Linked DNA regions of Mus musculus: region 2 is linked to region 1. Evidence: chromatin loops called from intact Hi-C (ENCODE). Cell type or tissue: heart. All regions are shown on one strand. Each heading gives the region's core, and the rest is flanking DNA. Links, peaks and the distances in the headings are about the cores only.

Region 1 (2,904 bases), core at 172-2,671:
GGTCACAGTAGGAAGAACTGAAGTTAAAAGTCATTTTTGGCTCCACAGAAGGTCTGAGACTAGACTGAGATACATGAGGCTAGCCTGGGATATATGAGCACCTGCTCCAAGGTGGTAGGCCAGTAAGATGGACCCCGAAAATAAAGAGTCTTTTTTTTTTTTTTTTTTGGTTTTTCAAGACAGGGTTTCTCTGTGTAGCCCTGACTGTCCTGGAACTCACTTTATAGACCAGGCTGGCCTCGAACTAGAAATCCACCTGCCTCTGCCTCCCAAGTGCTGGGATTAAAGGCGTGCGCCACACTGCCTGGCGAAGATAAAAATTCTTGTCACCACGTTTGATGATCTGCGATGATCCCTGAGACCCACATGAGAGAACCAGCCACCACAAGTCACCCTCTAACCTCTGCACTCATGTCATGACACACTCCATCTTCACAAAATGAGAGAGAAAAAAAGCTAAGAAAGCAAACAAACAATAGCCATTGAAAGAGTAAAGCTGGGGCTGGAGAGATGGCTCAGTGGTTCAGAGCACTGACTGCTCTTCCAGAGGTTCTGAGTTCAATTCCCAGCAACCACATGGTGGCTCACAACCATCTGTAATGAGATCTGATGCCCTCTTCTGGTGTGTCTGAAGACGGCTACGGCGTACTCATATAAATAAAAAAAAAAAAGCTGGGCGTGGTGGCACACGCCTTTAATCCCAGCACTCGGCAGGGGCAGGCGGATTTCTGAGTTTAAGGCCAGCCTGGTCTACAAAGTGAGTTCCAGGACAGCCAGGGCTACACAGAGAAATCCTGTCTTGGAAAAAAAAAAAAAGAGTAAAGCTGTAGATGGGGTTTTCTGGATACTTTTCTTGAAACCAACTAAAGTCTCAGCATTTAAAATCTTACAGGTTCTGCAGGCCATACTCAAAACGGTACTGTGAAAGCAGCAGCAGTCCTGCAGTTTTCAGGGGACCCACTTAGTAAGGCATCTGGGCTCATCTCAGATTCATAACCCCAGCTTAATCAAGGTGAAATTCTTGGTGATGAACACCACACAGTGTGTCTTTGCCCGGGTAGGTTCAACCAACAAGCATCTGCTCTGTGCTCTGCTCAGTCTCCCCCAGCACGCGCTTCATCTTGTCTGGCCCTTAGCTGCCCTCACTGAAGCTGGGCCCTCTCCTACACGTCTACGCAACTGTGCCCTGGCATCTCTTTCCTTTTGTTTTTGAGAAACCCCACTGTGTAGTCCTGGCTCGCTTCAAGTTTAAAGCTCCACCTGCCCCTGCCTCCTCAGTGCTGGGATTAAAGGTGTGCACCAACATGCCTGGTACTTCCTGCCTTTTTAAAAACCCCTAGCTACTTCATCTCTTATAAACTTCCTTCAGTGGACTGTCTGGCATTAAAAGAATCATTGGAGGAGCTGGGGATGTGGCTCAGCTGGCATAGCGCTTGCCTGTCATGATACGGCCTTGGGTTGTATCTGTGCAAACCATGTGTGGTGGCACATGCCTATAATCATAGCACTCAGGAGATAGGTACAAGAGAATCAGAGGACCAAAATAATCCTTAGCTACAAATTCAAAGCCAGCTTGAGCCAGCCTAGGCTACATGAAGCCCTGTCCAAGAAAAAGAATTCCTGAAGTGTGTCTAGAGAAAGCAAATTCCCCAATTGCAAAGCAGAGCAATGGTGCCCTCTGGTGGCCACCCAGCACCAGCAGGTTCTCTACCTTTGGAACTGGTTTTGGGGAGGGAATGTAGGAGTTTAGAGAGGTGGATTAGAGAAGAAGAACTAGAATGCTGCATACAGGGCTCAATGGGCTATTCTGGGGGAATTCTGAAAGAGGATAACGCCAAGAGAAATGCAACAATGAAGGCCTGGCTCATCAGAGCCCAGAGAACTTGAATGAGGCTGAATTAAAAAATAATGGACTGTTTGGCAGAAGATACTTCTACACGGGGTACTGTTCAAGGCTATGTAAAGGCGACTGCTCCCTGTTCTTATCCACATCTACAGTGAGAGAGCAAGTAGGATAGTAAACTAGTGGGGGGGGGGGGAGAACAGTTTGCTGGGGAAAAGACCATATACCATACACTCAAAGTTACAGGCTATGAAAAGTGATGCCGCCACTGGGACAAGGGGTAAAGTGCATAAAGGGCAAGACTCTGCCCACAGGGGAGGAAAAATCACTTCATTTAAATGGAGAAAGCCGAATCAGCACTTAGGAAAGTTCTTAATTAATATTTAATCAGAGTGCCGGGTGTGGTGGCACACACCTTTAATCCTAGCACTTGGAGGCAGAGGCAGGCGAATTTCTGAGTTCAAGGCCAGCCTGGTCTACAGAGTGAGTTCCAGGACAGCCAGGGCTACACAGAGAAACTCTAAAAGTCTCAAAAAAAAAATTTATTCAAAGCAAACAGATGTCCCCACAACTTTAGTTTTAGGGGCCCAGACTACATTTTGAACTGGAAGCAAAACTTTTCTGCAACACGTGGCACTGATTTTTAGGGCATTAAAAAAATGCAAAAAATAAGGGGGTAATGGGGGCTTGCATGAAGGCCATTTAAGGGGAGGTCATGTGTGACAGACAGGAGTGGTGCCCTTTCAAGGAGGCTCCTGCACAAAGCTGTAAAGGTGAAACCTAAGTTACAATGGAGGATCTGGGGCTTTGGAAATGCCAGGACCACAGTGTACTTGTCAAGTACACTACAGGCACAAAGTGAAGCTAGCCCAACAGAGGGGCTCTGTGTGCTACAGGCAGGAGAGCTGCAAGGGCCAGCCTACAGCCTATAGCCTGGCAGTCCAGATAATGTGATGACCAGTGCAGAGTGCTGGACATGGAACTGGAGGCTCTGGTGTTTGCCCCGTTGTCTTTTCCAGCTATGCCATGCATTTCCTCCAAATGCCACAAGGCTTACGGTC
Region 2 (2,904 bases), core at 185-2,684, 51 kb before region 1:
TGCAGTGTCCTGTGGGCCTCCACCACAGCTACCCCTGGCTCAAATATTTGGTCGCCCTCGGCTGCGCTACGCGGTGGATACTGTGCTTCGATATCGATGCCGAGACGGGCTGGCTCAGCGCAACCTGCCGTTGATCCGCTGCCAGGAGAATGGGCTTTGGGAGGCCCCTCAGATTTCCTGTGTACCCCGGAGGCCTGTAAGTGACAGGAGGAAACAGGTAGGGGGCACCAGCTACTTGGCAGCCCTAGGCTCAAAGACCCATTATGCCTGCCATTCACTGACTGAGCTTGGAGTGACCACTGCCTCTCGCTGAGGCTAAGAGAAGGAAATAGGCTGGAGCTCTGGAGACCTCGTGGGTGCAGATGGCTGAGAACCTGCAACCACACTTGGGCTCCTAAGGGCAGAGCAAGTATTTTGAAAAGGGCAGGGGTTAAGCAGCAATGACCCAGGTTATTAAGGAGGAGCGCCGTGCAGAGGATGGGTGTGTTTGTCTTCCATAGGGCCGTGCTCTGCGCTCCATGGACGCCCCAGAAGGACCACGGGGACAGCTCTCGAGGCACAGGAAGGCACCGTTGACACCGCCCTCCAGTCTCTAGGGAGCCTGGAAGACTGCTGCCCCCAGCAGGACCCTCTCACATCAACTGCCAGTGCTCTTCCCCATGATAGGGGGTGACGTGAGAGGGGTGGGACTGAAATTCAGAGGACAGCGCTCGAAGGGGTTTCTGGGAAACACTTGGGTGGCTCCGCCCCCTCACACAAGGGCCTCAGGTTTTACCCGGTAAGTCCCTAAGTGCCTCAACTGCCCTCTCATGTCAGCTGCCTCCTTGTCCCTCGATTTCGTTAGGGGACACTGTGCTATTCGTTCTTGATTTTCAAAGAGTTTTTAGGATGGAGTACCAGCAAAACCAGGTGGAAATAAAGTTGTCTGAACCCAAAGTTTGATGCTTCTGTGTACATGTGGACATTCAGACAGTGTTAGGCAGACCCTCCAAAGGTAGGTCCCGCTGCGATTATTACCTTGCAAAAGGTCAGAAAAATCACCAAGAACTTGAAGAATAGAGCAATGCCTGGCGTAAAATGGTTGCCTAGCCGGCGAGGATTCACCACTGCCTGCATCAGATCACCAACCGAATGAAGAATTGGGTCTGGGGAGAGGGGGACCCCTGGTGGCCTCATTTTGAGCTCCTGAGAGTGCCTCCGTTCCTGCAGTGCTGAAGGGAAGGTTGGGCAGCGACAAACAGAGAAGGAGGCAGAGGATATTAAAAACAAGCTAAGGGGTCCTCCGCCACGCCAAGGGGCTCACAGGCTGTGACCAGTAGAGGGCGCTGCAGATACAGTTATGTAGCTCTAGAGGGCGAAGTAGATCCGGACCAGAGAGGAGCCAGGAGGCCACCAGGGGGAGTCGCGGTCTTTCTGACTTGCGGGGCAGACCTGGTAGGCGTGCGGGGCAGAAAGTTGTGCGGGGGGGAATGCAGGACTTCCGGCTGACAAGACTGGGCTGGTCTCGGCTGAGTCAGCGGAGGCTGAAGCGATGAGGTCACCGCAAGCTAGGAAGTGGATGACCAGTGCCTGAACCAGCCAGAGCTCCTTTAATTGGCTGGAGTCCCATCCTGAGGGAAGGCAAATGATGGCTGCATATCCTCACACCTGGTTCAATCAGCATTGAGGGCCACGAGGACGCATGCCTTATACCCATTAACCCACCTGGCCATTCTTAGTCCTTTTCTAAAAGCCAGGCGACAAGAACAAAAACAAATGGCAAAAGACACTGAGTCCCAGACAGAGGCTTGGGAAGGTAGCGCTGAGGACCTGAGACTCTGCTGGCCCTTCTTCCCTAAGAAAGCACGGATTTCTCAGACCTCACCACCTCCATCATCATCCTCCTTCCTCCAGCCCCGGGGCTCATCTGCCTGCCCACACAGCCAACCCAGAATAAGCAGAGAGTACAAACTGGTTCTTAAGGATCTACAGGGAAGAGTGGACCCTGCTTTATCCTGTATCGGCTCATAGTTGCCCATTCAATGCGTTCTGGGGGTTGTCGGGGCATTTAGCTGGAACTGTAAGTGGATGAAGACCCAGGATGATGGATCCCGAAAAGGAGCAGGCTAGAGAAGAGCCAGAGTCTGTCTTTTGGGTTCAGAACTCACGGTGGGTGGAGCACGGTGGGTGGATGATTTCTATGTAGCATGGTGAATTTGTGGCAAACTGGGATTCCCGGCCCTTTCTCCAAGATTTTCATCATCAAACCTCCCACTTGGCACAGGTCCACCATCTTCTCTGTTCTGTGGGTAAGGAGAGTCCCAGAAGTGGATGGGAGACTAGAATCAGAGTCCTCCCTCACCTGCTGGGCCTCTCTGGCAGGGCAGCAAACAGGAAACCTCCTCCTGGCTTGTTGAGCTTCCTGGGGAAGGGGGGGGGGGAGGGGAGGAAGAGGGAAGGGGGTGTCCTGGAATAACTCAGCAGTGCCCTGAATGGACAGTAGCTAGCCAGTGCCTCGGGAGTCACACATAGAGCACCAGCACACCTCTTTGGAGACTTGGAGTAGGGCCACACCTCGGCCACGGCTGCCAGCTGTCACTGTTGGGACCCTGACTGTGTGCCCTGACTCTCAGCCTCCTCCACATATGAGTTGAGTGGGGTCCCCATCAGGATGTCTTGTTCCCCGGATTTAAGAGGTATTGGAAAAGAGAGACCCACCCAGGGCAATAGGTAGCAGCTTGAGCGTTGCCCAGGGGGCACGGCGCTTAGGAGCCTGTGATTTGGCCTTCTGCCAGGTTCCTGCTGCCTCTGGATGCTCTGACACATTCCACCTCCCAGTTCTTCACCATACCCTTGCCTCCCACAACACTGCCTGACTTCACTTGGGGCCTTTGTCCCAGCCGGGAGGCCCTGTCTGTCGGCCTG

What was found. Hi-C counts contacts between places; a loop is a spot of excess contacts. Peaks named below come from ENCODE experiments on the same cell type or tissue, not always from the same donor. Only the 100,000 strongest peaks of a DNase experiment are listed, where the experiment ranks them.
Region 2: a loop joins it to region 1, with 6 times the contacts of the local background. A loop is called at or near these places in 20 of 42 quality-filtered maps.

Annotation. Positions count from the first base shown.
Region 1 is chr3:87,934,681-87,937,584 of GRCm38, reverse strand. The region is part of intron 2 of Isg20l2 (interferon stimulated exonuclease gene 20-like 2); the gene reads right to left. Among named protein-coding and RNA genes, the nearest start is that of Isg20l2, 5.8 kb to the right of the region's middle. In heart, for the core only: a CTCF peak has its summit at 1,676 (motif pointing left); a DNase peak (open chromatin) is centred at 1,634.
Region 2 is chr3:87,985,564-87,988,467 of GRCm38, reverse strand. Bcan (brevican) reads left to right here. Exons shown (of 14, transcript NM_007529.2): 13 at 6-196; 14 at 501-937. The coding sequence ends at 596. Among named protein-coding and RNA genes, the nearest start is that of Bcan, 13 kb to the left of the region's middle. In heart, for the core only: a CTCF peak has its summit at 1,327 (motif pointing right); DNase peaks (open chromatin) are centred at 717, 1,387 and 2,407; H3K4me3 peaks cover 1,896 bases; H3K27ac peaks cover 2,500 bases.